Linked DNA regions of Homo sapiens: region 2 is linked to region 1. Evidence: read pairs that join two places in POLR2A ChIA-PET (ENCODE). Cell type or tissue: PC-9. All regions are shown on one strand. Links, peaks and the distances in the headings refer to the core of each region. The heading gives the core; the rest is flanking DNA.

The links. ChIA-PET counts read pairs that join two places held together with the same protein. Peaks named below come from ENCODE experiments on the same cell type or tissue, not always from the same donor. Only the 100,000 strongest peaks of a DNase experiment are listed, where the experiment ranks them.
Region 2: POLR2A ChIA-PET joins it to region 1 with 10 read pairs; 3 of 35 experiments call an interaction of 5 or more read pairs at or near these places.

Annotation. Positions count from the first base shown.
Region 1 is chr1:12,641,465-12,653,284 of GRCh38, forward strand. AADACL4 (arylacetamide deacetylase like 4) reads left to right here and starts at 2,621. Exons shown (of 4, transcript NM_001013630.2): 1 at 2,621-3,250; 2 at 9,659-9,875. The coding sequence starts at 3,083. In PC-9, for the core only: no CTCF peak of the experiment used is centred there; no DNase peak of the experiment used is centred there.
Region 2 is chr1:12,568,041-12,578,640 of GRCh38, forward strand. DHRS3 (dehydrogenase/reductase 3) reads right to left here. Exons shown (of 6, transcript NM_004753.7): 5 at 4,688-4,813; 6 at 1-384. The coding sequence ends at 300. It also overlaps the pseudogene RNU6ATAC18P. Among named protein-coding and RNA genes, the nearest start is that of MIR6730, 5.7 kb to the right of the region's middle. RefSeq lists an enhancer at 5,841-6,135. In PC-9, for the core only: no CTCF peak of the experiment used is centred there; a DNase peak (open chromatin) is centred at 5,891; H3K27ac peaks cover 2,501 bases.

The DNA of each region.
Region 1 (11,820 bases), core at 1,453-9,452:
GTAGCAACTCTGGATACTAATCCCTCCCCCCAGTTCTCCCTGAGCTTATCGCTTATGTTGTTTACTTATTTATTTGTTTGTTTTCTTTTTTGAGACAGGGTCTCACTCTGTTGCCCAGGCTGGAGTGCCATGGTGTGATCATAGCTCACTGCAGCCTTGACCTCCCCTGCTCAAGTGATCCTCCCACTTCAGCCACTCAAGTAGCTGGGACTACAAGCATGCACTATGTTTTTTTTTTTTTTTTTTAAGATGGAGTCTCGCTCTGTCACCCAGGCTGGAGTGCCGTGGCGCAATCTCAGCTCACTGCAAGCTCTGCCTCCTGGGTTCATACCATTCTCCTGCCTCAGCCTCCCGAGTAGCTGGGACTACAGGTGCCCACCACCACGCCTGGCTAATATTTTGTATTTTTAGTAGAGACGGGGTTGCACCATGTTAGCCAGGATGGTCTTGATCTCCTGACCTTGCCCGCCTTGGCCTCTCAAAGTGCTGGGATTACAGGCCTGAGCCACTGTGCCAGATGCACTATTTTTTTAATTTTTATTTTCATAGAAATGGGGTTTCACCATGTTGCCCAGGCTGGTGTTGAACTCCTGAGCTCAAATGATTCACTGCTTTAGCCTCCCAAAGTGCTGGGATTACAGGCACGAGCCCCTGTGTTCTGACCTTCTTTATTTGTTTAATGATGTGGATAAGCTATTTCAGTAAAGTCTATTTCCTTTGCAGTGTGCAGCTTCTAATATCACACCTCAGGTGGTGCAGCCTTGGTCCTGTGTACAGTCACCCTAAGAATGCAGTGTTTTCCACAGGGCTGTCTTGACTTTCTCCTTCCCTGATCTCTCTGTTAAGCTCTGTGCCTCTGTTGGTCTCACACCCAACTATTAGCCTCCACTAACTGCAGGCTAATTGTCCTACTGTTTTCAAAAATGCTCTGGGGGCAGTAATTGCGCTATCTGCTTTTCCAGGCCAAGCTCCTCCCGTGTGTGCTATCTTCAGGGGTATCCATAAACATGCTTAAGAAACCAAAAATTACATTATTTGTCATGAGTTTTAAAAAGATAATTACACCTGGCCGGGCATGGTGGCTCACACCTGTAATCCCAGCACTTTGGGAGGCTGAGATGGGTGGATCACGAGGTCTGGAGATCGAGACCATCCTGGCTGACGTGGTGAAACCCCGTCTCTACTAAAAATACAAAAAAATTAGCCGGGCGTGGTGGGGGGCGCCTGTAGTCCCAGTTACTCCGGAGGCTGAGGCAGGAGAATGGCGTGAACCTGGGAGGCGGAGCTTGCAGTGAGCTGAGATCACACCACTGCACTCCAGCCTGGGTGACAGAGCGAGACTCCATCTCAAAAAAAAAAACAAAAAACAAACAAACAAACAACAACGACAAAAGATAATTACACCTAGCCAGAATAGTGAATCTTATAACCCTCTAAGAGAAACCTAAGTAAACTCTTACAAAGATACAATGACGTAAAAACACAAAAATCTGCCATGCATATACTCACTGGGGTAAAGCCTCTTCTATAACTTTTGTTTTCTGAAACAAACCAAACAAACAAACAAAAAACCAAAAACCTAAAACATAAATAATAGGAATGAAAAAGGGGGTCTGCCTTCTAGTTCCAAGCTCCTGCAGCACTCGGAGGTTAATAACTTTCCCTTCCAGTCCCCTTGGGTGGTTTCACTTCAGAGTGCCTCCAGTAAAACACCTCCCTGTGAATAAATGGCTTTCCCTAGCACCCAAGGGAGCAGATTTTCAGCAAATTTGTTGAGTGTGTGTGTCAAGAGGAAGACACCAGTGAGTCCCCCTGGTGTAGCAGTTGAGCAACTTCTTTGCCAGTTCAGCAAATTCACACTATGCCCTTTCCAACAAGAGCTGGGTCTCATCCCTATGGGTGGAAACGGGGTCTTTCTTGGGTGCTCTATTTAAGCCCTAAGGGTAGTGGTATTTTCTTATATGTATAGTTTCTATATTCTCCCTTTTTTTTTTTTTTTTTTTTTTTTTTGAGACAGAGTCTCGTTCTGTTGCCCAGGCTGGAGTGCAGTAGTGCGATCTCGGCTCACTGCAACCTCCAGCTCCCAGGTTCAAGCGATTCTCCAGCTTCAGCCTCCCGAGTAGCTGGGATTACAGGCATGTGCCACCATGCCCGGCTAATTTTTGTAGTTTTGGTAGAGAGGGGGTTTCACCCTGTTGGCCAGGCTGGTCTTGAACTCCTGGCCTCAAGTGATCCTCCCAGCTCAGCCTCCCAAAGTGCTGAGATTACAGGTGGGATTACCACCGTGCTCGGCCCAAATTAAAATTTCTAAAATTTTCAGGCTCAAAGCCTATTTCCTGAAATGGTTCCAATCATTTCTTTCTCTCTTAGAAGAAAGTAACGTGGATAAAAATTGTCCCCAAACCAGCCCTTGGCACCATTTTTAGAGGCGGAATATGAGGCTGGATAAAGCCCAGTTTTGCCTGCAATGGCATTCCTGTCTCCCGTCCCAGGACCCCAGAAGATTATGACTACCAGAAAACACGCCAGTCTTTGCCCTGATCTGGCCAGAGGCCCAGAGGGTACATAGGCGGTGACAGAGTGAGACCTTGTTTCAAAAAACAAAACAAAACTGGGGTTAGGGAAGCTAGCTAGGGAGCTGGGGTGAGACGTGCTGTGCTCACCCTAACCACACTCTGACAAGGAAAGCTGGCGAAGTCTCTTATCTTACAGTTGAAAGATCAGGCCCTGGAGGCCTATATAACCCATATGAGATCTCTTTCTAGGGTTCCCAGGAGCCGAGGTGCCCATCTGAGCCTGATCTTCCTGAAATCTTTGGGAAGCTCACCTTCCAAGACTCCCCATGATGAGCAGTATTGATTTTTCTGGGTCCCCACATTGCTTAGGGAAATAGGTTCCTCCACCTCCCATTGGCCTTTTTGTGCTTACCCTGAGAAGCTGTGTCAGGCCACTGTGTCAGGTGTCAGGCTTAGCCCAGAGAGAGTGAGGTGGAGGAGGCGGAGGGTGTAACCCAGCCAGGTCCTCTTCACATAAGCTATCAGACAAGCTCCTCAGGGCAGCAGCTCCTCAAGGCCCCAGGAACATGGCTGTCCCCTGGCTAGTGCTACTCTTGGCATTGCCCATCTTTTTCCTGGGGGTCTTTGTCTGGGCTGTCTTTGAGCACTTCCTCACCACGGATATCCCTGCTACCTTGCAGCATCCTGCCAAGTTGAGATTCCTGCATTGCATATTCCTCTACCTGGTCACTTTGGTGAGTTTACTCTCAGGCCACGTCGTAACCTGGGGGCTTCTTCTCTTGTTCTCAGTACCTTACCCTCTTTTCCCTCTTTCACTTCCCTTCTGTCTCTCTCTCTTCGGACTCCCTCAAGATAGACTTGTCTCTTCTGTATCTGCTATTCTGTTTGCCTCTCTCTTCCCTCCCTCCGTTCCTTCCCCCTTCCCATAGCCTGCCTGCCTTTCTTCCTCTCTCCCTCCCTTCCTTCCCTCCTTCTCTCCCTCCTTTCCTTTCTTTTTTCCTTCTTTCCTTCCCTCCTTCCCTCTCCTTCCTCCTTCCCTCATTCTCTCCCTTCCTCCCTATCTCCTTCATTCCCTCCCTCCCTTCCTTCCTTCCCTCCTTCTCCGCTCCTTTCCTTCCTTTTTCCTTCTTTCTTTCTCTCCCTCCCTCCTTCCTTCCTCCTTCCCTCCTTCCTTCATTCTCTCTCTTCCTATCTCCTTCCTTCCCTCCCTCCTTCCTTTCTTCTTTCCCTTCTTCCTTCCTCCCTATCTCCTTTCTTCCTTCCCTCCTCCCTCCCTCCCTCCCTCCCTCCCTTCCTTCCTTGTTTCCTTCCTACCTTCCTTCCTTCCCTCCTTTTGTTCCGTTCTTCCTTCCTCTCTCCTGCTCTCTCTAACTCCCTTCCTTTCTTCCTTTAGCATCAAACATTTACCGAGTGCCAATCACTGGGCTCTTTTCTGAGAATTCAAAAACAATTTCAGACCCAGTTCCTGCCTTCCCCGGGCTTGTGGCCTGACAGCCCCTGCCCCTCCTTCAGCCGCGCACACTTTCACCCTCAGTGCACTGACTTACCTATAGGTTGTTTCTATTTTATTTTACTTTTTTGAGACGGGGTCTTGCTCTGTTGCCCAGGCTGGAGTGCAGTGGTGCAATCATGGCTCAGTGCAGCCTCAACCTCCTGGGCTCAAGCGATCCTTTCCATCTCAGCCTCCCAAGTAGCTGGGACTACAGGTGCGCACCACCATGCCCGGCTAATTTTTGTACTTTTGGTAGAGACAGGGTTTCGCTATGTTGCCCAGGCTGGTCTAGAACTCCTGGGCTCAAGCAATCTGCCCGCCTTGGCCTCCCAAAGTGTAGGGATTGCAGGTGTGAGCCACTGCACCTAGCTTCACAGGTGTTTTTTTCCTTATTCATCTCTGTAAGCCCAGTCCCACTCACAGAGCCTGGTATCTGGTAGGTGCTTACTTTTGTTGGTATACATGAATTTACCCAGCATTTCTGAGTGGCCGTGCCAGCCAGGCTCTGAGCAGGGCTTGGGGATTGGGGGTTTGGGGTGGACCAGCATGCACCCAGAGTTGCAGTGGATTTGGAAACAGTGGTGTGACATCTTGTTTGTGGCAGGCAACCTGAGTTAACCCCAATGTCCCAACCCTAGGTGGAGACCTTATAGAAGCCAAACAGCTCCTACTGATTCCAGGGCAGCTGTGGAGGAGGATGAGGAGGCCACGCTTAACTGACAGCAGGGCTTAGGAATAAGGAACAGAGACAGCAGCCGGACTGCCTGAGTGTGTGTCCCAGCTCTGTCACTCACTCGCTGTGCGGTCCTGCACCATTTACTTAACCTCTCTGTGTCTCAGTTTCCTCATCTGGGAGGGTTAATATGTCTAGAGATGTTTAGTGAATTCGTAAAATACATCTCTGTGCTGCTGGAAGTGTTCCCCATGGGTTACAAAAACATTTTCTAAAAGATCACTTTTAGAGACACCGACAAGTTCAGTGTGCAGTGGCATCAATGCCACTGACGCAAGGAGACAGGACAAGGATGTAGAAAGTACTCGTGTCCTCTCATTTGGAGAATGCAATCAGCCTGGAATTAGGCAGTCTCAAGCCAGTGGCTGCAATCCACATGGAGTTACTAGTTGGGTTAGAGCCCCAGGATTTAAAACGAGGGCCTAAGATGTTCAGGTGGCCCAGAGAAATGGAGATTTTTCTGTCAGTGTTTCTCCTCAAAAGTAGCCCACAAGCTAAACATCTACTGATGACAGCTGCTATGGGCTGTTCACAGGGGACTCTGAGATGGGTCTGCAGCCGCTGAAAGGGTGGATTCAGCTTGTGGCGTCCTCTCTCGATCCCTCCGGCACTGGGGCCTCCCAGGGCACACTGCCCATCATGGGGTGATGATGATGAGGATGAGGACATACAGTAGTGAATGTTCATTCGGTTCCAGAGGACAGATAGACAACACAGGAACAAGAAGTTTAGGGAGGACAAGGAAAAAGCTAAAAAGAGTCTATGGCCAGGAAATCAAGAGCTTTGTTTCGGTATCAGACCACCCTCTGAGCCCTGAAGCCCTCACTTACTCGTTTTGTGGACTCATGTTTTTGTGCCTTTATTTTCTTCTCTGAAAAGTGAGGATTTTTTTTTTTTTTTTTTTCTGAGACAGGGTCTCACTCTGTCACCCAGGCAGGAGTGCAGTGGCGTGAACACGGCTCACTGCAGCCTCCACCTCCTGGGTTCAAGTGATCCTCCCACCTCAGCCTCCCATGTAGCTCGGACCACAGGCGTGCACCTTCACATCACGCCTGGCTAATTTTTTGATATTTTGTACAGATGGGGTCTTGCTACGTTGCCAAGGCTGATCTTAAACTCCTGGATTCAAGCAATCCTCCTGCCTTGGCCTCCCAAAGTGCTAGGATTACAGGCATGAACCACTGTGCACGGCCCTGGGGAGGCTTTTTATAGGGTGACATGGGGATTAAATGAGAAAAGCACTGAAAATGCACAGCACCAGTGCTGGGTGCTTAGAAAGTCTCGATAAAAGTCAATTATTCATAGTATGCTTATCAAGTCCCTGAAGGCAAAGATGTAGCATTTCTTGAAATTATTATAGATTTAAAAGTTGCTATGAATGATTTCAGCCTTACTAAAATATATAAACAGTAATATAACAAACACTATTGCTTTTCTTTTTCTTTCTTTCTTTCTTTTTTTTTTTTTGAGACAGTCTCAGTCTCTTACCATGTAGGCTGAAGTGCAGTGGCACAATCATGGCTTACTGCAGCCTCGACCTCCTGGGCTCAGGTGATCCTCCCACTTCAGCGTCCTGAGTAGCTAAGACTATAGGCGCCTGCCACCATGCCCAGATAACTTTTTTGTATTTTTTGTAGAGACCAGGTTTTGCCATGTTGCCTAGGCTGGTCTTGAACTCCTGGGCTCAAGAGATCCGCCTGCCTTGGCCTCCCAAACTGTTAGGATTACAGACATGAGCCACTGTGCCCAGCCACTATCGCTTTTCTGTTTTTGTTTTTGAGATGGAGTCTTGCTCTGTCACCCAGGCTGGAGTGCAGTTGTGCAATCTCAGCTCACTGCACTGCAACCTCTGCCTCCCAGGTTCAAGCGATTCTCCTGCCTCAGCCTCCCGAGTAGCTGGGACTACAGGTGCGTGCCACCACGCCTGGCTAATTTTTTGTATTTTTAGTAGAGATGGGGTTTCACCATGTTAGCCAGGATGGTCTTGATCTCCTGACCTTGTGATCCGCCTGCCTCGGCCTCCCAAAGTGCTGGGATTGCAGGCATGAGCCACCGCAGCCGGACTGCTTTTCTTTTAAAGGGCAAATGATGCAATATTTGTCAAGGAGTTTCAACAGCTATTTAAAATTCTGGACCTCAGATCCTTCCTTCCTTCCTTCCTTCCTTCCTTCCTTCCTTCCTTCCTTTCTTTCCTTCTTTCCTTTTTTTTGAGATGGAGTCTCACTCTGTCGCCCAGGCTGAAGTGCAGTGGCATGATCTTGGCTCACTGCAACCGCCATCTTCCGGGTTCAAGTAATTTTCCCACCTCAGCCTCTTGAGCAGCTGGGACCACAGGCATGCACCACTGTGCCTGGGTTTTTTTTTTTTTTGTATGTTTTGTAGAGATGGGGTTTCTTCATGTTGTCCAGGCTGGTCTTGAACTCCTGGGCTCAAGCAGTCTGCCAGCTTCGGCTTCCCAAAGTGCTGGGATTACAGGCGTGAGCCACCACTCCTGGCCACTGGACCTCAGATATTTTTAAAATCTCGATGCTCCCATGTATAATCTTAATAATCAGTTTTCCTCTCTGCCTCTGTCCTAAGTTACCAGCTATAGAAAATGTGGACTCAGAATTGGAAAACCAAACCAAAACCAAAACAAAGTAACTTCGTGGCATAGCTAGTGGCCATCACACGGTACAGCGTGATGTTAAACTTTCCGGGGTAGCGCGATGCCTATGGAGGGTTAATATCACACTTCATTGTTCAAAATCCCCTAAACAAACGTTTCCTGTTCTAGATGCTGGAGACAGAGGGGAAGGTGCTGAGACCTTTGCTCATGAGAAGCATTTGGTTTGGTGGTAGGAACAAACATGGGTGATCAGATCCACACAGTAAAGCCCCAGAGGAGTTCTAAAGAAATCTTTGGAGGCAGAGGTTGCAGTGAGCTGAGAATGTGCCACTGCACTCCAACCTGGGCAACAGGGTACTGAGGGCCTCCAAGAAGGCAGTGGCCATTACTATGAGAGGGAGGAGGATGGCCCCACGTGAACATGACTCTTGAGCCTGGATATGAAAGTCAGTTTGGTGTCCAACCACCTGCTGAACAGGTAAGAAAGGCTCCCAGGAAACAAAGGGAGGCATGGAGAAGCCCACAGTGTGTGGGCAAACAGGGAAGACAGCTGGGGAGATTAGTGCTGGGGCCAGCCTACCCTGACAACAGGGGCCACGACTTAGGGAGCTCACAGCCGAGCAGGTGAAGATCCATGCTGGTACAACATAGAGGCCTGGGGTTTTCGGATGTGGGTCAGTTGATGGGAAAAGCAGGTGACCTCCACCTTGCAGATCAACTCATTCTCCTCCAACTAAAGCAGGGAAATCATTATTTTGTTTGGAGTTCCTTTAGGAGGACCTCTTCATGGAGGGAACCGATTGGGGTAGTCCGTGCAACCTCAGACAAGACCCAGTGGGTGCAAGCAAGAGAAAGGGTGGGGCTCACACTGGCCAGGACCCACTGGGGAGACACTCTATGTAGGTGATCACATCCCATCCTCACACCTCATCCTTGGACTATACACAACATGCTTCTCATTTTGGGAAGCTCAGAGACAAATTGAAGCTCAGAGACAGTGATGCCCAAGGCTTTTCAGTTCATTGGAGTTTGGGGTCAGACTTGAGCTTGGATAGGCTTGGCTCTGAAACCCAAGCTCTTTCTTGGTTAGCAGTTGAGAACACAAATTTTGCATCTTACTTGTTGAACAACCCTGGGCAAGGAACTTGACCTTGGCATGTCTTAACTTCCTGATTTATAAAATGGAGCTGGTAATTATGCCTGACTTAGAAAGGTTGCTGAGAAGTTTAATCAAGTTAATGATCCAAGCCACTTGGGCCAGTACTGACACATTGTAAATGTCTGATAAGTATCAGCTGTTCTTGTTCTTGTCATTCTTATCATTCCTTGCTGTTTTCCTTATGACAAAGACACACTCCAAATGTGAGGTCTGTGGGAGAGATTATCCAGAATCGCTGAAATGTACTTAGTACATGAAATATGACACCTTGTAACTGTATTTCGTGAAATATTCAGATGTTGAATTGTTTATAAGTAGAGTGACCGTATTAGTTTAAAAACACATTACTCCCTTGACCTGAGCCCACAACAGACATCCCTAACTGATCACGTTGCTCTTTTTCATTGAACACGGACACAGTTAGGAATCCTTCCTAACCCAGAAGAATGATCTGTTGATACAGGTGAGGAACTATCTTTGCATCCCAGGCTGGGGAGAGTCCAGCACAGAGCTATAGAGAGGGAAGTTGCTGGCCAGTTGCCTTGGCCAACTGGCTTTTCTTTTTTTTTTTTTTTCCCCGAGATGGAGTCTCTCTCTGTTGCCAGGCTGGAGTGCAGTGGTGCGATCTCAGTTCACTGCAACCTCTGACTCCCAGGTTCAAGTGATTCTCCTGCCTCAGCCTCCCGAGTAGCTGGGACTACAGGCGCTCGCCACCATGCCCAGCTGATTTTTGTAATTTTAGTAGAGATGGGGTTTCACCATGTCGGCCAGAATGGTCTTGATCTCTTGACCTCATGAGCCGTCCACCTCGGCCTCCCAAAGTGCTGGGATTACAGGCGTGAGCCACTGCGCCCGGCCAACAATTGGCTTTTCTAAGTCAGTGGCTTCTTCCCAGTCAGCCCCAAGCTAGGCTACCCTTTGGCAAATTCACATCATTATTCAATCAAGAGCCTCTGGGGAGAAAAGTTGGAAAACCCAGCCCTCTACCTGGACACAGTCCAGAGCCTATGGATTCCTGAAGAGCCCCCTGTACCTACAGGAGGCAGGTGAGAAACTGTGAAAACATCCTAACAATTCTAAGTGTCAGGGAATCTACCATCCAGATTCTAACCTCTCCTAACGTCTGGCTTTCTTTTGTTACCTCCAACAGGGGAATATATTTGAGAAGCTGGGAATTTGCTCCATGCCCAAATTTATTCGTTTTTTACATGATAGCGTGAGAATTAAAAAGGACCCTGAACTTGTGGTGACCGACCTGCGTTTTGGGACGATACCCGTGAGGCTGTTCCAGCCGAAGGCAGCATCCTCCAGACCCCGGCGAGGCATCATCTTCTACCATGGAGGGGCCACAGTATTTGGGAGCCTGGGTAAGGGGCTTCCCTGTGGCTTTGTAGAGGAAGGGCCTCATCTGCATGCATAGCCTAGCTCATGCCTCCCGCAAGAACCCTTCTACAGTAGCTTAAAGGAATCAGTTGTTGGAGATTTTTATAGCGTTAATAGCCCAGACTAAGGGCTTTGGGCTCAGGTCAGTAGATAGTGTGGCAGCTGACATGGGAATCCTTTTCTTTTCTTTAATATGATGGTCTCAGTCAAGATGGGGACAGCAGTGGTCATGGTGGGGCTGTCGCAGAGGCTGTGGACTCCTCTCTCCCCTTTCTACTCCTAGTCATTGGCCTGCCCTGTCTCATTTACAATGATCCCAAACCCATGTATTTCCCTCTAGCTCTGCAGTATCATCATGACCCAAGACCCCATCCTTGCTTGCCTGCCTCCTTGCATCCCAGCCTCCCAGCCACGGGTCTCCCTGATTCACCTCTCGCCCCTCATATCTGGTCCCCATCCAGCAGCTAGGAGGATTTTTTTTTTTTTTTTTTGAGATGGAGTCTCGCTCTGTCGCTCAGGCTGGAGTGCAGTGGCGTGATCTCGGCTCACTGCAAGCTGCGCCTCTCGGGTTCACGCCATTCTCCTGCCTCAGCCTCCCAAGTAGCTGGGACTACAGGTGCCTGCCACCGTGACCAGCTAATTTTTTTTTTTTTGTATTTTTAGTAGAGACGGGGTTTCACTGTGGTCTTGATCTCCTGACCTCATGATCTACCCGCCTCGGCCTCCCAAAGTGCTGGGATTACAGGCGTGAGCCACCACGCCCAGCCTTCCAGAGGGATCTTTTAAAAATACAAGTCAGAGCTTGTCAGTCCTGCACTTAAATCTCTCCTGTGCCCTTCCATGAAACCCAGACTCCTCCCACAGCCTCACCCGGGTCACCTGTGGTGTCCTTTACCCGTTCACTCAGCTGCAGTCCCAATACGCGTCTATCTGCTGCAGACACTTAAGCTCCTTCTCACCACCGTTCTCTACCTGCTGTTTCCTCAGTCTCAAAAGATACCCTTCCCACCCCTGTCATTGCATGGCTGACTACGCCTGGTTCTTTCAGTTGTATCTCAACTGTCCCTCCCCAGAGTTGTCTTGATACCGGTGGGCTGGGGGATGTCCCCAAAGGCCAGTGGCACCTCCAGCTGGTGTCCCTGCTCTTGAAACCGTTGGGAGAATGAATTCAAGGACAAGTCAGAAAATAGTGAAAATACAGAGATTTGTTGCAAAGGAAAAAGCACACACTCAAGAAAAGGAAGTGGGATGGACTCAAGAGAGACAGGCGCAAAGAAATGCTACCTTTATGCATTTCTTTAACCAAGGGGTGGACTATTCATGAAAATTCTTGGAAAAAGATGATGTTTTCTCGGAACTGTGGTGCCACCCATTTATACACCAAATATGGTGTCCCCATAACTGTCCTGTCGCTGGTGGGTGTGTGTTTAACATGTTAATGAACACATAAGGAGGTCCTAGGAGAAGCCCAGGTCCAATCCAGTGCCATGTTGGGTCCAGTCGGTCTTAGCCAGCTTGGTCCACACCCTGGCTTTTCAGGGTTTTATCACCTTCTGCGGCTATTTCAACAATTTCCTTTTGCTAGTCATGTGAAACCGCTGCCTGGAATTTTCTATTCTTCTGCGACCACCCTGTGTAATTCCTATCTCATTTTTTTTCCCTCAGAGATTTCCATCTCCTATACTTAGGGGTTGATGACGGGGGAGGTCAGTCTTCAGTATCTACTTTCTGCTGATTAGGGGTCTTGGCCCCGCCTAGTGTAGGCTTGGAAATCTCTGGATGCCTAGCCTATGGGTGACCCAAGGTGGGTCATCAGGAGGATCTGAATCTGAGGCAGGGATTGGTTGGAATCCTTCAGGGCCATCCTTTTGACATGGAACTGTTGCAGTCTATTAGATTGGTGTGAAAGTAATTGCAGTGTTTGCCATA
Region 2 (10,600 bases), core at 2,067-10,066, 73 kb before region 1:
CTGCTGAGGCTGGTTAGACTTGAGAAGCAATTGACAATAAACTCTACAGAACTGGAAATGTTCAAAAGTGTCAAGGTGGCTTCTGGCTGTTTTCCTGCCTCCCTGTGGGGGTCAGTTATACCCATCAGTCCTGTGCAAAGGTCCTGGGACTGGCCCAGGGGCAGCCGGATTCTTCGCTGGGGACAGGAGCTGTCCTGCTCACCCAGCAGAAGCATGCCAATGGACAGGTGCTCGGGTGTGTGCCCAGGTGCTGTGGCCCCCAAACTCCGTGGCTCCTCAAGCATGTCTTCATCCTGTCTCTATGTCCGCCCTTTGAAAGTGTTCATGCAGGTGTAGGTTCCTGAGAATTTGTGGATCTCCTCGAGTGCAGCCTGTGGAAGTATGCTGGAGTAGGAGGAAGAAAAGAAGATAGCGATGGTTAGTGGGGCAGGATCCAGGGGCTGGGTCGCTGGTGGCCATGTGAGACGGGGCAGCAGAGGGCTGGTTCCTGAAAGTGCTCCCCACACCTCCAAGCCACACACCAGTTTCTCCCCAAACCCCCACCCTCCCCAGGGGAAGAGCTTTCAAATAAGTGGATAAGCAGCTGTTAAAAGGGCAGGGGGAGGCTGGGCGCGGTGGCTCATGTCTATAATCCAAGTACTTTGGGAGGCCGAGATGGGCGGATCGCTTGAGCCCAGGAATTCAAGACCAGCCTGGGCAATATGGTGAAACCCTGTCTCTACAAAAATATACAAAAATTAGCTGGGCATGGTGGCATGTGCCTATAGTCCTAGCTACTGGGGAGGCTGAGGTGGGAGGATGGCTTGAACCCAAGAGGTGGAGGTTGAAGTGAGCTGAGATTGTACCGCTGCATTCCAGCCTGGGTGGCAGAGCCAGACCCTGTCTCAAAAATTCTTTTCAGACTGGGCGTGGTGGCTCATGCCTGTAATCCCAGCACTTTGGGAGGCCAAGGTGGGTGGATCACCTCAGGAGTTCGAGAACAGCCTAGCCAACATGGCAAAACCCTGTCTTTACTAAAAATACAAAAATTAGCTGGGCGTGGTGGTGGGCACCTGTAATCCCAGCTACTCGGGAGACTGAGGCAGGAGAATTGCTTGACCTGGGAGGCGGAGGTTTCGGTGGGCCGAGATCGCGCCGTTGCACTCCAGCCTGGGCGACAAGAGTAAAACTCTGTCCCCTCTCTCTCTCTCTCACACACACACACACACACACACACACACACTCTTTTTAAAATATATATTTTAAAAAGGCAGAGAGTGAGTGAGTGGTCAGAGCAAACTTTTTTTTTAATTTAAAATTTTTATCTTTTTCCTAGATCCTGAAACAGAGCTCATTTTTTTATTTTTAATTTTTGTGGGTACATAGTAGGTATATATATTTATGGGGTACATGAAATACTTTGATACAGGCATGCAAATGTATAATAATCACATCAGCATAAATGGGGTATCCATCACCTCAAGCATTTATCTGTTGTGTTACAAACAATCCAACTATACTCTTTTAGTTTTTTTATTTATTTTTATGTTTATTATATTTTTTTGAGACAGAGTCTCACTCTGTTGCCCAGGCTGGAGTGCAGTGGTGCGATCTGGGGTCACTGCAACCTCTGCTTCCTGGGTTCAAGTGATTTTCCTGCCTGAGCCTCCTGAGAAGCTGGAATTACAGGCATGCGCCACCATGCCCGCCTAATTTCTGTATTTTTAGTAGAGACAGGGTTTCGCCATGTTGGCCAGGCTGGTCTTGAACTCCTGACCTCAGGTGATCTGCCTGCCTCGGCCTTCCAAAGTGCTGGGATTATAGGCGTGAGCCACTGCGCCCGGCCCTTTTAGTTATTTTTAATCGTACAATTAAATTATTATTAACTATAGTCACCCTGCTGTGCTATCAAAGACTTGTTCTTATTCGGTCTATTTTTTGTACCCATTAAAAACAAATGATGGTTAGGTGCCACTAAGTAGGTGACAATGGCTTAATCTGTCTGTGCTCCTTGTCGAGGGGAGTGCTGACCTTCTCTCCCTTCATACAACACACTTTCAAAACCAGGCTCTTAGCATCTTGGTGCCCACAGGCAGCTCAGAGATCCATCGATCCCAACTGCCCCTGATTCCACAAAGATGACGGTGTGGATCTGAGGAATCAGGTTCGATTTGGGTGTCACATCCTCTGGGGAAGCGTCCTGGGCTCACCTTCAGGCTTCTCCTCGTACAACCGGAGTTCCGACGCTTCCCCAGCAAGCCCTGGTGTAGTCCCCACCCGTTTACTTGTCAAGCCTGTGGGGGCCTTCATGGCGGGTATTTCATCTCTGATCCCCAGGCCCTCACATGGGCCCGGCACAGAGAGGGCCCTCAGGCTGTTTGGTGACTCAAACTGAAGGGTCCTGGCCCACTCTAAGTACAAGATGAAAAGGGTTCACTTCCAGCTGGAGCAATCTGGAAGGCTTCCTGGGGGTGGTGGTATTAGAGTTGAGCCTTGCTTTCTCCTGGGGAAGGTGAGGAGGGATGCAGTTCAGAGAATGGGGAGCGGGGTGGCTCCTGCTTCCTGTTCAAAAGTAGTTGTGGGGAAGGTTGGAAAATGAAGGCTGAGGGCTTACTGTGGAGAGCGCTGAGGTGTTCTAGACCAACTTTTCTCTAGAAAGCTCTGGAAGTCTTCTAAGAAGCTCCCCTGAGGTGGAGGGTGGCAGCCTGACCTCAGTGAGGACCTGAGCCCCTGATCAACTAGGGGCTCCTAGAGACGGCTGAGGAGCATCTCAGACCCGAGGTCAGGATGGACTGAGGGAGGCCGAGGTGTGGCCTGGATGCCCCTGGGTGCCCCCTTCCCTGTGCCTCTGAAAGGGCTTTGAGTTTGGGGAAGAGAGGGCTGATCGGGCTTGCGCCTCAGTTTCGAGGTTTCTGTGCCCTGCATGTGTTGGGGCAGCCCCTCAGCTGGGGCTCACCATGTCCCAGCAGCCAGGGCAGAAGTTGGCTTTCCTGGGAGTGCATGTTGCATGAGAGCAGGGGCCAGCCTGGCACTTGGGGGCTTACCTTCCTGAAAAGGACTTCCAGGTCAGAGGGGCTCAGTCAGGAGGGGGCCAGAGCCCCAGGGGAGCCAAGAGCCCATGGTCACTTGTGGCACCAGGGACAAGGATCTCCTGCTGTACTAAGAGGCCCAAGAAAACTGAGTGTGGGACTGGGATGGGAAGGATTTGCTGCACAAAGCCTGGAAAGTTCTAGGGGAATAGGATGCCAGGCAAATTCTGGAGGAGGAGTCTCTCATTTATAAAGCCTGCCTCCCCAAAGTGGTCTGCCCTGCTACATCCCACCCGACTGGTACTAAGACGCTTCTGTGAATTCTGAGCCCTTGGCATCAAGATCCCCATGTTCCCTCTAATAGTAAACTTCCTGAGGGCAGGGGCTATGTCCAATAGGCTGTAGAACAGTGGTTCTCAAAGTGAGGTCCAGGAACCTTTGGGGTACCCGGGATCTCTTCAGGGGTCTGTGAGGTCAATTTTTTTTTTTTTTTTTTTTTGAGACGGAGTCTTGTTCTTGTTGCCCAGGCTGGAGTGCGGTGGTGCGATCTCGGCTCACCTCAACCTCTGCCTCCTGGGTTCCGGCAATTTTCCTGCCTCAGCCTCCCAGGTAGCTGGGATTACAGGCACACGCCACCACACCCAGCTAATTTTTTTTGTATTTTTAGTACAGACAGGGTTTCTCCATGTTGGTCAGGCTGGTCTCGAACTCCCAACCTCAGGTGATCCACCCACCTCGGCCTCCCAAAGTGCTGGGATTACAGGCGTGAGCCACCGTGCCCGGCCACATTGTTTCTGTAATAATACTAAGATGTTATTTGTCTTTTCACTTTCATTCTCTCAGTGAATGGTAGAATTTTCCAGAGGCTACGTGACACGAGATATCACAACAAATTGAAATCAGATGCACATATAAGAATCCAATTGTCTTCAATTAAGCCAAACAAAGAGATTTGCAAAAAGGTAGAACAATGCCACTCCTGACTACATTTATTTTGTTTTAGAATACATAACTAGTTGTCATAAAAATATATTTATATTAATGTAATGGGTTTGTTATAGCTATTTATAAATGAATAAATATTATAAACAAATGTATACAACTTACAACATTTTTCTGGCTTTTAATTTCTTTTTTGAGATGGAGTCTTGCTGAGTCACCCAGGCTGGAGTGCAGTGGCACGATCTCGGCTCACTGCAAGCTCCACCTCCTGGGTTCACACCATTCTCCTGCCTCAGCCTCCCGAGTAGCTAAGACTACAGGCGCCCACCACCATGCCCAGCTACTTTCTTTTTGTATTTTTAGTAGAGACAAGGTTTCGCCATTTTAGCCAGGATGGTCTCAATCTCTTGACCTCGTGATCCACCTGCCTCGGCCTCCCAAAGTGCTAGGATTACAGGCGTGAGCCACTGCGCCTGGCCCTGGCTTTTAATTTCTAATATAGTAAATAGCGATAGCTACAACTCACATTAACAAAAGCTCTTTGGGTTCCTCCATACTTTTTAAAACTCTAAGGGGCCCCGTGACTAACAAGTTTGAGAACTGCTGCCCCACAGTAAGTACAGTACATCAGCAGCAAATGTGCCAGCACTCCTCATGCTCATGCCCGCAGCAGACATGACTAATAGATCACATGCGTACTTTCCCCTGACCCAGAGTGTTCTTTCCCAGCCCCATACCTTTTCAAGATAACGAGGGCATGCATTGTCCATGGGAGGAGGAGGAGGGCCTGGTTGAGCTGCACAGCTTCCACTGTCCTCCGGGCCACCGTCTCCGGCTTCAGTGGGGGAAAGAGGTTGGGAAACCTGAACACAGGAAGAGACACAGTGGGTTTCTCCTGGAGAGGCATGTGCTTATCTGGAAGTCTTTATGAGGCTGACATGTCTGGGTCACCCTTTGGCTTTTCCTGTCTGAGAGATTCGAGGCCTGCTTGGAATACTCCCTCTACCCCACACCCATCCAGGTGCCACATTCCCTCACTCCTCCAGGCACACAGGGGTCTCTTCTTGAGTCAAGGACTTCTAGCCCACCCACTGGGGACCCACTCTCCCAAGCCCTCCAAGGGCTCCCAGTGCCCTAGGGCTTGGCCTTTCCATGGCCCTGCGTAATCTGGGCCCTGGTTGTCCTTCTGAGTCCTTTTCCCTACACTCTGCTCCTTCAGGACAGGCCCATTTCTGTTCTTGTCACATCACATGCTCGGGTCAGGGCTTTTTGCCAGCTCTCTCAACAGCCTGGCTCTCTCCTCCCAGCTCCTCCTTTGGGAGACATTTCAGGCCAGTCCATCCAAAGCGACCTCTGATCCTGTCCCCTGCTAATTTCCTTGACCGCGTTCACCCCACCTAGGAAGACCTTGCTTTTTGGGTTGTTTCCTTGTCAGTGGCCTGTCTCCGCCATCAGGCAATGAGTTCCATGAGGGTGGAGGCCTGGTCGGTCCTGCTCCCCTGCATCTAGCACAGCATCTGATACATAGTATGTGCTCAATAAATACTTGAAGGACTGAACACACTGATGACTTGCTGCTTCCCAAATGTGTCCTGCTCATTCTGTCTGGAGGCAGGGGCTTGGCTAGCGATGGCTGGGGCTCAGCTTGCTGGTTCACTAACTCACTCACTGATTCATTGATTCAAAGATTTGCACAGTGCTTTCCATGGGATCTCAAAATGAATGAATGAATGATTGCATAAGCAAACATCAGGGGCTTCTCATGACTATTTAAAAGCATCTGACCCTAGATCCAAACAATGATGATGTTCCCTACGTGCCAGACTCATGTACAAATTATTCTCCTGATTTACAGATAAGGAAACCGAGGCTGTATTGAGTCAGTAGGGCGCTAAGGATTCAAACCTGGCCAATGCTCTATCACCTTTGCTCACTGCTCTTCCTGCCCTTCCTGGATCTATAGGTGCAGGGCTCATGTTGCTGGCTCTGACCCCAATCCCACAAAGAGCTTGTGATCCGCTCTGGCACCAGGAAGATTAAGGGTGATGAATCACCCAGGTTTGATGTCATTCCTCAGCAACAGGCAGCCCTTGGACTCCCAGCAGGGGTTTGGCCTCAGAGGGTACATGAATCTTACCCCCTGCCCTGTAATTCCTTTGTCATCACAATGATGATTCTTTTTTTATTTTTTATTTTTGAGTCCAGGGTCTCACTTTGTTACCCAGGCTGGAGTGCAGTGACGTGATCACAGCTCACTGCAGCCTCGACCTCCCTGGGCTCAAGTAATCCTCCTGCCTCAGCCACCCGAGTAGCTGGGACTACAGGTGCACACACCATGCCCAGATAATTTTTATATTTTTTGTAGAGATGGGGTTTTGCCATGTTGCCCAGGCTGGCAACTCCTGGGCTGAAGTGATTCCCCTGCCTCAGCCTCCCAAAGCACTGGGATTACTGGTGTGAACCCAGCTACCACGCCTGGCCATGATGGTGATTCTGAGGCCCACAGCCCTGTGGTCAAGAGGGGCCAGCCTCTGCCATTCTACAGAGATGAACGTGTTGAGGCAGCTCACTGATACTGGAGTCCTACAGGTGTCGTGGGCGGTCTGGATTCTCTGGCTTCCACCTGTGGCCTGGCCTGTCTCTTGGGAAAGGGAAGGCAGGATGGACAGACCAAAGTCCATGGGCTTGACGGGAATCCTTCTTGGTAAGACCCCTGCCAGGGAAGCCGACAGAGGAGGCCTCAAGCACGTCTGTGCGCAGGATTTTCTCCTTCCTCTCCACGGTGTGTGGGATGGGGACACGGGGAACTGGCACAGCTATTAACTCCCATGGAAGCAGTGCAAATTCGTGGAAGAAGCATGCTTAGCTAGCCAGTTTCAAGCTATGTGGACTTGGGCAGGTAACTTTGCTTCTCTGAGCCTCAGTTCCCTCATCTGTAAAATGGGAATAAAAGCTCTCTTCCAGGGTTGCTGTGAGGGCCAAATGCAGCAGCACTTGTAAAGTGTCTAGTGGTTCTAGGTGGTTCTATGGCTGGAACATCGAAGAGGCTCAATTGGCTGGGCGTGGTGGCTCATGCCTGTAACCCCAGCACTTTGGGAGGCTGAGGCAGGTGGATCACTTGAGGCCAGGAGTTCAAGACCAGCCTGGGCAACACGGCGAAACACTGTCTCTACCAAAAATACAAAAATTAGCCGGGCATGGAGTCAGGTGCCTGTAATCCCAGCTACTCGGGAGGCTGAGACAGGAGAATTGCTTGAACCTGGGAGGCGGAGGTTGCAGTGAGCCAAGATCACATGACTGCACTCTAGCCTGGGCGACAGAGCAAGACTTTGTATCAAAAGAAAAAAAAAAAAAGAGGCTCAATAAATAGCAATTTATAAACAATAACATCCACTGACATGGCCAGTCTTGCTGGGAAACTCACTCATTTTGTCCTAAACATGTCTTCACATTTAACCCATTTAACCCTGGGAGGCTGCTAAGCATGGTTGTAGGAGGAAACCCATGCTTTTATCCATTTTTTATTCTTTTAGGAAATGGGAGTTGGTTAGGTACCCATCTTCCTTGTACTACTCTTCTGGCCGAGCCCTTGGGGCTCCCCTGCACAACCATAGGTAGCTAATGTTCACCTAGTGCTTGCTACTTGCCAGGCGTGGCCAGATGACTCACACACAGGAGCTCATCTAACCCATGAAAAGGGGATACTATTATTATTATTATTATTATTCATTTTTGAGGTGGGGTCTTGCTGTGTTGCCCAGGCTGGAGTGCAATTGTGCAATCTCAGCTCACTGCAACCTCCACCTCCCAGGTTCAAGCGATCCTCCTGCCTCAGCCTCCTGAGTAGCTGGGATTACAGGCACCCACCACCATGCCTGGCTAATTTTTGTATTTTTAGTAGAGACAGGGTTTCACCGTGTTGGCCAGGCTGGTCTTGAACTCCTGACCTCAGGTGACCTGCCCGCCTTGGCCTCCCAAAGTGCTGGGATTACAGGCGTGAGCCACCGTGCCCAGCTGGGGATACTATTATTATGAATCTCTTTTTAGAGGTGAGGAAACTGAAGCAGAGAAAAGTCAAGTAACTTGGCCAAGGTCACACAGAGCTGGGATTTGACCCCAGGCAGTTTGGGTTCACGCTCTGAAAAAATGTGGCAGGAAAACCTTGAATTTCCTTCTTAAAGTGGTAGGAAAGAAGCTATGCTAGAAGGTGAAATAGACACACAAACTCGATGTCTGCAATGTCCTGCTTGCTTCTGTGCTCAGGACACCCAATTAGAACTGCAGACTGCCGGCTGGGCGTGGTGGCTCACGCCTGTAATCCCAGCACTTTGGGAGGCCGAGGTGGACGGATCACGAGGTCAGGAGATTGAGACCATCCTGGCTAACACGGTGAAACCCTGTCTCTACCAAAAATACAAAAAATTAGCTGGGCGTGGTGGTGGGCACCTGTAGTCCCAGCTACTTGGGAGGCTGAGGCAGGAGAATGGCATGAACCCGGGAGACGGAGCTTGCAGTGAGCCGAGATGGCACCACTGCACTCCAGCCTGGGCGACAGAGCAAGATTCCGTCTTAAAAAAAAAAACAAAACAAAACTGCAGACTGCCACTGATGCACTTCTGTCCAGTATGCATTTATTGAGCACCTTCTGTATACTCAGATGAAAAGAAACCAAACCAAAACCCATGGGGGAAAAAGCCAACAGGAAACATTAGTAGCCATTAGTCTAGACTCCTCGAAATTCAGAATTGATGACAATTTGCATGCAAACCAGGTGGTCTGCTAGGAAAATTAATAACATGCATTTATGAAGATGTTTATTGTTAGGAAAAATAATAAAAGCAGCAGCTCCTTATTGAGCATCTAGTATCCGGGCTTTGCACTAGATGTGTTACATGTATTATTTCTAATTTCCTGGGCTCAAGCCATCCTCCTGCCTCAGCCTCCCAAAGTGCTGGGATTGCAGTCATGAGCCACCAAGCCCGGTATTTTTGATTCTCAACAATCAACACCGCACTGTCCCGATTAATAGTAACTAAGGCGTAATGAGTGACTCCCACGTGGCATGCACTACACTAAATTGTCTCACTGAATTCTCCTCATGACCCTTCCGTGTCATCCTCATTTTTGGAAGCAGCTGCAATATATAATCAGAAGGTGAAGCACTGTACGCTGGATTGCAAAAAACCAGGGAGAATAGTATTTGAGTAATTCCCGGTTTTCATTCATCGATGACGTCATGCCCCTACATAACTGCACATCATTAAAGCGCCATTTATTGGGCACTTAATATGTACCACACACGGTGTTCCCTGCCAGATTCCACTTTGTCCTCACTGCAGAACCTATGATGGAGACATTCGCGCACCCCATCTTGCAGATCAGCCACAGCAGTAATTAACGGGACCCAATGTCACAGAGTACATCACAGCTATGAGGGAGTCACCACCCCAGGTGGCATGAGCTCTAGACCAGTGGTCCCCGTTCCCCTTGACTTAACTGGTTTGGAGGAGGAGTGGTGGGACCTCCCTATTACTCATTTTAAATTGAGCTACGGCCAGGCGTGGTGGCTCACACCTGTCATCCCTGCACTTTGGGAGGCTGAGGTGGGTGGATCACCTGAGGTTGGGAGTTTGAGATCAGCCTGGCCGACATAGTGAAACCCCGTCTGTATTAAAAATACAAAAATTAGCTGGGTGCAAGCGCACGCCTGTAATCCCAGCTACTCGGGAGGCTGAGGCAGGAGAATCACTTGAACCCAGGAGGTGGAGGTTGCAGTGAGCCGAGATCGCGCCACTGCACTCCAGCCTGGGCAACGGAGCGAAACTCCATCTCAATAAATAACTAAATAAACAAACAAATAAATTGAGCTATAATTTGCATATAACAAAAGGTATACATCTTAAGCAGACAGTTTGATTAACTTTCACGTATTTAATGACTGCTAAGTTCAAGAAGAGAGAACATTTCTGAAGGTCTTGCTAGTTCCCTCGCCTCCCTCCCAGGTTACACCCCCAGCCCTCCAGGGGAAGCCACGGGTCTGATTTCCATCACCCTAACCCAGTTTTGCCTGTTTTGGAACTTCATACAGGTGGAACCAGGCAGAATGCACCCTATGTCTCAAGCTCCCTTCGCCCTGCACGACGCTGTGGAGGTGCATCTCCCTCATTTGACCTTTAGACACATCCCGCTGCATGCCTGTAGCTCTGGTAGTTTCCTATAAGCTCCCTGAACCAAGCAGCAGGACCCTCCCCATCGTGGCATCACTGCCTTGCAGACCGAGAACCAGGTAAGACAGCGTCAAACAGAGGGTAGAGGCTCCTTGGTGACTTTTTGTTTTGAGACAGGGTCTCACTCTCTCTCCCAGGCTGGAGTGCAGTCGCACAATCACAGCTCACTTGCAGCCTCAACTTCCTGGGCTCAAGCAATTGATCCTCCCACCTCAGCCTCCCAGATAGCTGGGAATACAGGTGTGCATCACCATGCCCAGCTAATTTTTTATTTTTTTTAGACACAGGGTTTCTCCATGCTGCCCAGGCTGGTCTCAAACTGGATTGCTGGGCTCAAGCGATCCACCTGCCTTGGCTTCCCAAAATGCTAGGATTATAGGTATGAGGCACCGTGCCTAGCCCGATTTTTATATCAGAGCTCTT